Linked DNA regions of Homo sapiens: region 2 is linked to region 1. Evidence: chromatin contacts called from ENCODE Hi-C or POLR2A ChIA-PET data. All regions are on one chromosome and are shown on one strand. The core of a region is the stretch at or near the end of the contact, and the rest is flanking DNA. Distances in the headings are between cores, read along the strand shown.

Evidence for each region. Hi-C counts contacts between places; a loop is a spot of excess contacts on that map. ChIA-PET counts read pairs that join two places held with the same protein, here RNA polymerase II (POLR2A). Pooled maps may share reads with other maps.
Region 2: a map of PC-3 shows a loop between it and region 1 (2.8-fold over the local background). The contact joins two enhancer-like sites. A Hi-C loop is called at or near these places in 4 of 168 maps with a recorded cell type or tissue (IMR-90, MCF 10A, PC-3 and 1 more) and 3 of 50 pooled maps. POLR2A ChIA-PET finds 5 or more read pairs at or near these places in 3 of 52 experiments (BJ, MCF 10A and activated CD4-positive, alpha-beta T cell).

Annotation. Positions count from the first base shown.
Region 1 is chr2:40,095,262-40,100,747 of GRCh38, forward strand. SLC8A1 (solute carrier family 8 member A1) reads right to left here. Exons shown (of 11, transcript NM_021097.5): 11 at 2,009-5,486. The region is part of intron 2 of SLC8A1-AS1 (SLC8A1 antisense RNA 1); the gene reads left to right. Among named protein-coding and RNA genes, the nearest start is that of SLC8A1-AS1, 180 kb to the left of the region's middle. RefSeq lists an enhancer at 1,148-1,442. Within about 2 kb of position 3,975, at least 2 of the 41 ENCODE cell types and tissues checked have a DNase peak (open chromatin) inside an H3K27ac peak, as active enhancers do; they include PC-3, where a contact is called at or near this core.
Region 2 is chr2:39,994,441-39,999,650 of GRCh38, forward strand. All of the region lies in intron 2 of SLC8A1-AS1 (SLC8A1 antisense RNA 1), which reads left to right. Among named protein-coding and RNA genes, the nearest start is that of SLC8A1-AS1, 79 kb to the left of the region's middle. Within about 2 kb of position 2,396, at least 2 of the 41 ENCODE cell types and tissues checked have a DNase peak (open chromatin) inside an H3K27ac peak, as active enhancers do; they include PC-3, where a contact is called at or near this core.

The DNA of each region.
Region 1 (5,486 bases), core at 2,725-5,224:
GGTCTTTTCATCTTTCAGCATGAAAGATGGTGCTGGTGTTAACGAAAAATTTATTCGTTTGCTAAAGACATTTGCTTAAAGACAGTATGAAGATTTTATTCAACAAGGAGATTACTGACTGCAGTGGGATTTTGCAGTAGGGAGAAGATACTCAGCTCAACTCTGAATAGAGAAAGGACAAGTGGAAATTTATCACCAAGGAGGAGAGTGGGGATCAGTGGATAGAAAATTATTAAGAGGAAACAGCAAGTCTATACGGGGATTCTTGCTAGACTGACTCAACTGTATTCTTGCTGAATAAAGGCCAGGGTGATAAGATAGAAAAGGTGGGGAATGAAGAATTTGATTAGCTATCAAGAATGGGAGATTTTTGCTAAACTGACCCAGAAGGATTCTTGCTAAAACTAGGCTAAGTTGACAAGGAGCCCAAGTTCAAGGCCTGGTAGAGAGAAGAGGGCTCAGAGGGGCCTGACTCAAGTTTGGTCAAGTAGAGAGTCTTTGTCACTGGCATAAGGGACATATATACCATATAGGACATAAACACCGACTAACATTTATTGAGTACCTTATGAATATCAGGCACTGTATCAAACACTTAGCAAATGTTAATTGTTGTATTCCATGCTTTCAACAACACGAAAGAGCAGGTACTATCAGTCTTATTTTACAAACAGGGAAATTGAGGTTCAGAATGGTGAAAGAGCTACCCAGGTAGACTACCCAGGTAGACTGACAAAGCTAGAATTTAAATCCAGAGTTTTCTGATTTTATTAACCAGCATTGATGTACACTGTTCTGTCTTGCACACATATGGTTGTATGGATAGATGTAATCTCACCTTCAATGTTTAGCAAATATTTACAGTGAATGAATTAATGAATACTTGTAAGAATGGCAAGTTACAATAGCTTTCAATAGGTTCAGAGGAATATTTAAGTGCTGCAAAAATTAACTTAAAATACCAAGATCAAGGCATAGACCACTTTTCAATCTCATTACCCCGAGTACCATAATGGCAGAAACTACAAGGTTTCATGCTTCTTTCAAATTATCGAATTGCCTTGGAGCTCAGGGCTTTAGTATTTCCAGGTGCTGGTCATCTGCTTTTGACTTGTATGAATCTGAGACTCATTTATCTTTGTTATGGCCACAATTCACCTTGAAAGACAATGGGGGCATCTCCTTGAATAAGAGAAATGGAAATGTGCTTGGAGATGTGAGTCTGGCTGTGAGTGTGTGTGTGCACAAGCACTTTTAAACAGTGATAACAGGTTTGGCACATGTAAGTATATGAGTCATTGAGAAAACATCCTGGATGTTTTTCCCTCTTCCCTCTATGGTATTCTGTGGATACATATTTATCCTTTCAGCCATTTTCCTCTTCTTTTACAGATATCCTTGATCACCTCCTGGGGCACCATTTGAAAAAGTGTGGTCTGGTGCTGCATTTTATGTGCAGCAAAGAACCTTAGAATAATGATTTGAAATAGACACAATGTGCAGTTTTCAAGAGAGGGACTTTGAAGTGTTATTTCCAGAGTTACGGTCAAATCTCTTAAATCGAGTTTTATTTTAACTTATTTTAAAGCTGGACTTTGAGACTCAATGCTTTGGTGAGTGATAGTGGCATTTCCCTGGACTGAATGTGCCATATTTTAATTTAAGACTCTTTTGTGGATAACTTTAATCTTTGTTATAACATAGGAGAAACAAAATAATTTCTTAACTCAGTGGAAGTTACAGAAGAATACTTTAGGTAGAGTTCAAAAATTCTCACTGGGGAATATAGGGTTTGGATTTCTCTCGTTCTTAAGCATTCTCCCAAAATTTGGTATAGAGCCTGATTCACAGTAGATACTCAATAAATACTTGTTGATTCAATGAATAAATGATTTTGGCTGTAAGTAAAATGTCCCTGAGCCTATGACAGGGAAAGCTTTGATTTTCCTTTGTTTAGGTTAGTTTAATGGAGTCACACTAAAGTTTATAAAGATCAATACAATATGAATGGCTAATTGACAAACATTTATATTTCAGTGTTAGGAAATATGGTAAGATTAGGAAAACAATTAAGACAATGATTTATACAGAATTGACTAGTTCAGGCAATGAAAACTTCACAGATTACAGTTTAACACGATTAAACATCACATATAACATACATGTATGACAAACAATGCTTCTGCTTTTGATATTAACATACCATCAATTTTACACATGAAAAATATTGCCAGTTCAACTTTGGGTTATAACATGTATAATTTTTTGATAAGACATTTCAAATTACAACATATCTCAGGCAGCATGCAGGAAGAGTCATTTATTGTATGTTTGTTAGGACACACCTTGCAACAAGCTTCCAGTTTTTGGTAGTTAGATCAAGAATATAGAAACCATTGAAATGATAGTATGGTTGAAATCAGCAGTTGTGTTTACTGGCTGAGAGCATTTCTGGTAAAAATAAAACTCTGAAATCATTCATTAACAAAATGCACAGTGATCATAAACTCAATTCTTTAAAAATTGTTTTTCACAATTCTCATTTATTGGTGATATGGCAGCTGCAGGAAGTCTGAATTCTGAGAGTTGGTTGTACATAACCTCAGGAATTTATTCTTCTGTGGGCTTACATGATTACGACAGAGATGCTTACCCTTTGAAATCACATATAACGATGGTGCTATACAAACATCACAAATATTTGGTGTCTGAGTCTTAACAAATATTATGTTTTTTTTTAATCACAAAGAGACTAGATTAACAGGCAGTGTAAATCACATATATCTTAAGATTTTAAAAATACATTTTATACAATAGGTTTCTAATTTCTTCACTAGCATTTTATTTTGGTGTGTTTTGTCTTCATACTTATAGTCCTAAAGGAAACTATGAATCTCTGGCTCATGCCATGAAAGTCAGTAAGATTGATATTTCCCCACAGGAATATGGCTGAGTGTACATTGAATCACAGAGTCAACAAAGTAACATCTAATTTACAACAGATTACTTTTAAAATTCAAATAAAATCTAATTATTTTAAAAGACATCAGTTTGAACAAAATTATAGGAGTCAAAATTTTTATTTACAAAACATTTGAGTATATTTGAAATGGCTAGTTCTTGCTAACTGCACAACTTAAATATTCTTGGTGCACATAGTCTGTCAACCTTCTGTACAACATTGTTAGACTGCTCAGTTAACTTACATGGAATGGTTAGGTAGGTGGGAAAATTATATGGCAATTTTCATCCATTCAAAGTGCTTGAAAGGGAATGTTTTGATGCTTTTCATATTAGAGAAGATCTGTCATTAATGTTGGTGCCTTTAATTTGAAAAGATTAGCTAAAATTTCCAAAATGTAATTTAGTGCAGTATAAGAATTATAGGAAAGATTGATAAATTTATCATCAAATGCTGGAATTCTAATCTAGCATTATGCAGTTGATCCAAGTCATTGTACCTCTCATTTACAAGGCTTCTGTGTACTACATTGGCTTAAAAAATATTTTCCTTGGTCCTTAGAAATACAAAATATTCATTTTCAAAAGTTAGAGAATGTTAGGGTGTTTCTTACAATCACATTCATAATAAAAGAAGATAATCTACATTTTACAGATCATTAAACAATGGTCTTTGGCAGAAGACTTTATAAATACCTCCACTTTTAACGTTTCGTTTAGGCCATTTTCCTTTTTAATGATATCAGGTATATGGTCACGTGTTCACTAAGAGTAGTTAATAGGAAAATACCACAGATATAAAAATATTTGTTTAGTGCATTTTTTTGAACCTTCAATTCAGAGTGAATCAACTCATTAATACTAGAGAAGATACTTTATGCAAGCATTTCTAACAGTGTTGCTTAAGATCATAATTTCAACAATATGGTCAGCAAAGAGAGTATGTATACCTCTATTCCCCCACAAAATTTTATCACTGAAACACACTGAAAGAATGTGCTGGAATCTTTTTCATTATAATACATTGTGTTTCCCACAAAATGAGTAATATATGATGCATATACCATTATGTGTGTGTGTCTGTGCGTGCACTCGAACGGCAAGTCGTGGAGATTACATTCATTGGCAGCAAAGAATAGAAACGGAAAAATTCAGTTAAGTATTACTGATAAACCACCACTAAGGAATTTCAAAGTGTAGTGAAGTTATTTAGAAATAACCGTAGACATGGGAACAAACTTTAGGATCAACTACGGGAATATTAGGATTTCTTACTTCATTTTTCAAGGTAACATCTTTTTCTCTGCATTTTTGCCTCCCTTCTACCTGCCCCCTGTCAGTCTTTGAAGGTCATTTGTGATGGGTCCTTCAAACTGTGAATACAGAATATGAATAGGCTATTCTTCCCTTTTTTGCCCTGTATAGGAAATTCATGATCACCTCTTAGGGAGACAAGGTTTCTGGCATTATGATATGCCACCCTTTTCTTTATGGATTGACTATTGTGCTTGCTCGGTATGAGTTCAGTTTACTATCAAAATTGTCCACCAAGTTATTCAGTGGGAAACACAATTGCCATCAGTAACCATCAAAGGCAAGAGAAGTCCTAGATTCATTTCCTACCTGAATCCTCCCTTCTGGCCTGCCCCTCTGAGAACACTCCAAAGGCACAGACCAGTGTTCTGTGCACGTACACAGTATGTACAATATGCTAGTTCCTTTCTTTGCCCTTGTCCAGGAAGTTACCAATGTCTCCTCGGTGTGAGCTTCCTACTGTCTGTAAAAATTAATAGATGGAACCCAGGCAAGTCCTGTTGTAATAACAGTTGTGCCAACAATTATTATTATGGCTTATTGGAAGAGTGTTGAATTGTACCACTGACCTACGAAAACCACCACAAAGGACACTGAAAGGCAAAGCTGTTGTGGGATAAGAAACAATTTGCTGTTATCTTCTAATATCAAGACCTTTTTAATGGACCACACACATAAGGGTCTTGACAATATGTAACTTTTTTTCTTAAGCTAAGAGAAAATTTTAATTTAGGCTTGTTTCAAGATTTCAAGGCTTGAGCCAATACAGAAACCATGGACTGTAGACAAAGGCAAGTCCCCACTGTAATTTAGCCTTGAGCTTAAGAGTTTCTGTTAAAAAAAGAGAGAAAGAGAAAACAAGAAATCAACCACTATGGACGGCAAAAGTTGGGAATGAGGTCAAGGCTCCTCATTGTTTGAAATAGTCTGAGTGAAACCCTGTCAGTCTGATCCAGCTCCTTCCCCTGCAAAGATGTATTTCCCGTCACGAAGTGGCCAGAAGTGGGTGATTGTTCTAAGTACCTTGTTGGTGAGGCTTTAACTTTGATTAAAAAATAGGGTGTGCAAATGAAGATGTACACAATGGTGGAAACACAGGAAGGAGTGACTGTGATTTCGTTAGAGCTATTTGGTAATCAGGTGTGAGTGAGAGGAATGGGACAATGGGGAAAAGAGCCGATGAGAAAATGTCCTCAGCGACAGACAATGGA
Region 2 (5,210 bases), core at 1,146-3,645, 100 kb before region 1:
CTTTTATACCCTATTTTTACTGTACCTTTTCTATGTTTAGATATCCTTAGATTCACAAATACTTACTATTGTGTTCCAGTTGCCTGCAGTATTCTGTAGAGTAACATGCTGTAGAGGTAGCCTAGGAGCAATAGCCTCTACTGTATGGCCTAGGTGTGTAGCAGGCTATACCATCAGGTCTATGTATGTCTACTCTATAATGTTTATACAAGAACAAAAATCACCTAATGATGCATTTCTCAGAATGTATTCCCATCATTAAGCAACGCATGACTGTATTCTTGAAAAACGCGAACAGAGTGGATGTTACGTGCTCTCGCCACAAAAATAACTGTGAGATAATGCATATATTAATTATCCAGACTTAACCATTCCACAGTGTATATATACTTAAAAATATAATGTCGTGCACAATAAATACATAACTTTTATCTTTAAAAAATAGAAAAATAAGAAAGATAAGGAGAGTGACCAAAGACCCCGTTAGAGAAGTAGGAGATAGAAAGAGTAGAGAGAGAATGCGGGTCTGCAGATCATGGAGGGCTTTGCAAGTGAAATGACGATTTCTATCAGCATCTCTTGGGCTGCTGAGAAAAGTCTGTAGGACTTAGAGTTGAAGCAGAGACACCAGTTAGGAATCCAGGTATGATATGATGGTGGCTTAGCCATATTTTATCTCACTTGTTTCTCACAACAGCCTGTAAGGTAAATATATACCCGTTTTACCAATGAAGAGTTGAGGCTCCTGTGGGGTCAGTAGGCTCTCTATCTAACTCACTGTCACATATCCTGTTTGTGGTGGAGTAGGACTGAAACCTGTTTGACTTAAACTTCTGTTTGACTATTTATATTCCTAGAAATATTTCATGCTTACAGCAAAACTATTTTGCCTCTTTTAAAACCAAAACCACTAACATGGTATCTAGTCCAAATAATCATGGACTAGATTATTGGAACCTGGAATTTTGTTGAGAATCCCAGCTGTATTGTTTCGGCTTTCAGATACTCATGTCTACATAAGGAAGAAGTATCATCGAAAGGAAAACTTAACCCAAAGCATAGCTAAGATAGTATCAGAACTGTGACAGCTATAGTTCTCTGCAGGTACCACCCTCAAAGATTACTCTGTGATTACATGACTGTACTTAGATTCTTTGAGGAACATCTGTTTTTTTTTTTGTTTACTACACCCAAACTTAGAAAGGGCCATGACAATTTGTTGCCCTCCAGATTCAGTTTTTGTAATTGCCCATTAAGGGTGATTGCTAACAGTGTTTAATCAAAGGAATTTTAAATGGGGTTTCGTGGTTTAGGATTTCAAAGTCTTCTATAAATCTTAGGGAGCCACTGTTGCATGGTATATTTGATAGTGTGGTCTTTGCGGAATTCATATGGTGTCATGAAGATTTGAAGCAGAGAGGAAACTGAAAAATTACTTAGTGCACTACCTTTATTTTATAAATGAACAAAGTGAGGAAAAGAGAGGCCATTGGCTTAAAGTTGTTCATTGTTTCAGAACTGAGCAAAGATGTTGTGAGAGACCCTCTAATATATCTGAAGGAAAAAGTCTTTAGATATCAGATTGGCATGACTGTCTTACTCTCTGGATGTGTGACCCTGGAAATGTTATCTGAACTTTATAAACCTCAGTTTCTTCATTTGTAAGTTCTGGGTAATAACTGTCTTGTAGAATAGCTGAGGAAAATTATAAATATGTCAAAAGCAGCCAGGTAGGACTGTAAGTACTAGCTATAATTTATATTGCTTTTTCAGCTCAACAGTCTTTTCAACTCTACTTTCTAAATTACTTGCCTCCAAGTCTCAGTCTAAGCCAAACTTTAAACCTCATCCACACTGACAAGAAAATCAGCTTTGAAAATAATCTTGAAATGATGTATTTTATGAAGGGGATGGGTGTAACTGGATTCTTCACTCCTCCCACTCCAGATCTACTTGCTCCTCTCCTGCTTTCTTCCAAATAATGTCTTACCAGAACTAATGGAAAAATTATCCTGGTCTTAATGATTCCCATCTGGTTATATATAAGTAATCAATCAAATTCTGCCAAAAATTAGCAAATATATTTCATTTTTAATAATAGACATGACAGATAGTTGCTAGCTGGTAGGTTTGCTGGAGGACACTCACAGGAGACCAGTTTTTCCCAAGATACACTTAGAAGCAGTAGAGAACATTTAAACCTCACAGATGGTACTTACTAGCTCTGTGTCTTTAGGCATATTATTCAGTCCTTCTGAGCCCTGCTTCTTCAGCTCTAAAAGGTGAGTCACAATAATCATTTATTTGGAGGCTAGTTGTGAAGATTAAATGATGTAACAGAGGTCGAACACTTAGCACAGTGGTTTACCCTTTCCATGGTTTTAGCTACTTGCAGTCAACCACAGTCTGAAAATATTAAATGGAAAGTTCCAGAAAGAAACAATTCATAAGTTGTAAGTTGTGCACCTGTCTGAGTAGCATGATGAAATGTCTTACAATTCCACTCCCTTCCCCCCAGGATGTGAATCATCCCTTTGTCTAGTTACTTCTATATACTACCTCCCCCTTAGTCACTTAGTAGCCATCTTGATAAGATCAACTGTTGGGAGAATGCAGTGCTTGTGTTCAAGTAATCCTTATTTTATTAATGGCTCCAAAGTACAAGAGGAGTGATTCTGGCATATTGTTATAATTGTTTTATTTTGTTATTGGTTATTGTTATTAATCTCTTATGCCGTACCTAAAATTAAACTATTATCATAGGTATGTATGTACAGGAAAAGCATAGAACCTATACAGTTTGGTACTATGTAAGGTTTTGGGCATCCACTGAGGGTTTTGGAAGGTACTGTCCAAGGATAAGGGGGAATTACTGTATAGGACTATTTATACAATGGGTGCCAAATAAATACTCTGCACATCTTCCCTCCAAGGACTACTGTCTCATTCAAGCTTCAAAAGTTGACAAAGAACCATTAAATGAGCGTTATAAAAAGCAAAGCAAAATATATCTCTGAATCTTTTTATTGTTGAAACCCAATCATGATGGGTACTTGCTAGTTTTTCTTCTAAAACATGGTTATGACCATATTAGCATAGAAAAAAACATTTGGGTGGTTTGATTTGCCATGCTTTGTTTGCAACAAGAAAATAATTTGTATTTTTATTTAAAATGTCTTGCAAGGAAGCAGACATCAGGAATATTTACTCAATAGCTGCTTGACTGATACCATTAGACCTCATTCCAGAGTGGCCTGGCAGTCCTGAACTGTAACACCAAGTATCACACATTGTGACTTATCTTTCCACAGTGAAAGAGATGTGGGAACAATTTCTTTCCCTCTCTAGGCAAAGTCTCTGTCATTTCAGTGACACCTGGAAATGGGTGGAGTGTTCAGGTGTTTCAGCAGAACTTTTTCTATCACTGAATGGACGTGGCCTTTCTGTCTTTTCCTAGGTTCACTGTGGTTGTCCTTTTATTCTCTTCACTCTCCTTACTCATTTTCATCTTCGGTTTGTGGATTAAGAAGGGGAGGGGATGGAGTAGGAGAGAGACATATCCTGAACTCTGTGGCGTCTATTTCCCCCTATTCTTTACTTGTAGTACTTGGGGCTCTTCCGGCTGGTTTGTCAGAACTGGATACAGACACCTTGGGCATTTCTAAGCTTGTCCGGGCACAGGAGCAGCCATGGGTTTGGAGAAATATGATCATTTGAGCCACCCTTCCTTCCCGGCTCAAATGCTAAATTACATGGCATTGTAAACATTTGTTACATTTAATTTTTGTTGCCAAATGCGTTTTCTTAAGTATGGGAAAATGTGCCTGAAGATTTGTGTTTTGTTTAAGAGTGATAATTCAATAAAAGATTTTAGGCTGCTCAATTCTATAATACTTAAAATACTCAGTGATGAGGATTTAAAATGCGAGTAACCAAGCAGCTCAAGATAAAGCAAAAGACTTTTTGGGTTTGCTTTCATCTTTTTATTCTTGTGAGCATTTATCTTTCAGCAAGACTTAAAGAGATTTGCCATTTAATATAATTTTAATATTTTGAGATCTAATTGAGTATAAAAAAGGTATGTATTGTCTTCTCACTGAACTCTGCTCTGTGTGGGCATTTGAGGAATATGTAGGATTATTGATGAAGACAGTTAGAAAGCTGGCATGTAGGAATAAATTCTACATCTGTTACCCTTTGGCTGACAGAAGCCACTCGCATCTTCAGAACATGTTTTCTTACCCCGAACCAAGGCTTGTGCCTCCAAAACTTTTTTTTCTTTTAAATAAAATATAGCCAAGCTGCAGCTCTTTGTGATGTTTCACACTAAGTCAAGTAAAGAAGACAGTTTTATTGTGCCCTATCACACAAGCAGCCATATTTATGCTACAAGGTAGGACTGCAGAGGCACAGTTTGTTTTTCTCTCCTTTACACATTCTGTCCTCTGCTGCCAGTCCCATGCCTATTCCCACATGGATGCCTCCTCTCTTAGCCTGCTCCCATCATGAGCTCCATGGACAGGTACAGCTTTGCCAGCCCCACTGCCCCCCTACCCTCTATTGCTCATGTTACCCATTTGCCATTTCTCATTGCTCTTCTAGCTAGACCCTTCACTCACTGCTTCTGCCCTTATTCGAGCTGGGTCTTCACTCTTGCATGTCCATCTTGGGATTTGTTCTGCTCTTCTTGTTCAGGACCAAACTATCTTTGCTAGGAAAGCATACCTATGATATTAGCATAGCCTGGTATAGTTCTCAGTGTTTTAAGAAATCATCAATTTTTTCCTTTTGTGATTGAGGCCAGGAGAAGCAGGAAGCCCTTTTAGTATAGGGATGTCCTGAGTCTTTGGAAGTCAAGCTCATCAAGTTTCCCTCCATTCTGTCGTGAGCAAGCATCAGCTTCCTGGCTGTTGAAGAGTTTCTGTATCTGAGCAGCTGAATATGTTGGGTAAGGGAAGAGATCAGGTAAAGAATCAATATTATTGAAGGTGAGGCAGGCCCTTCAGCCATTTCTTTGCGACTCGGCACTAGGCAGGTCTTTCCATGGTGTGCTGGAAAGTGGAAATCCCAATGTGCTGCTTCCCAAGAGCTCCTTGATGTTTTGATTAAACCTGATCAGTTCTGGTTTGGCAAGGTTGATTTGTGTTAGCAGCAAATTTCATCCGGAAATCTCCCCGATGAACATGCATTGTGTTCTCTGGACTAGAAGG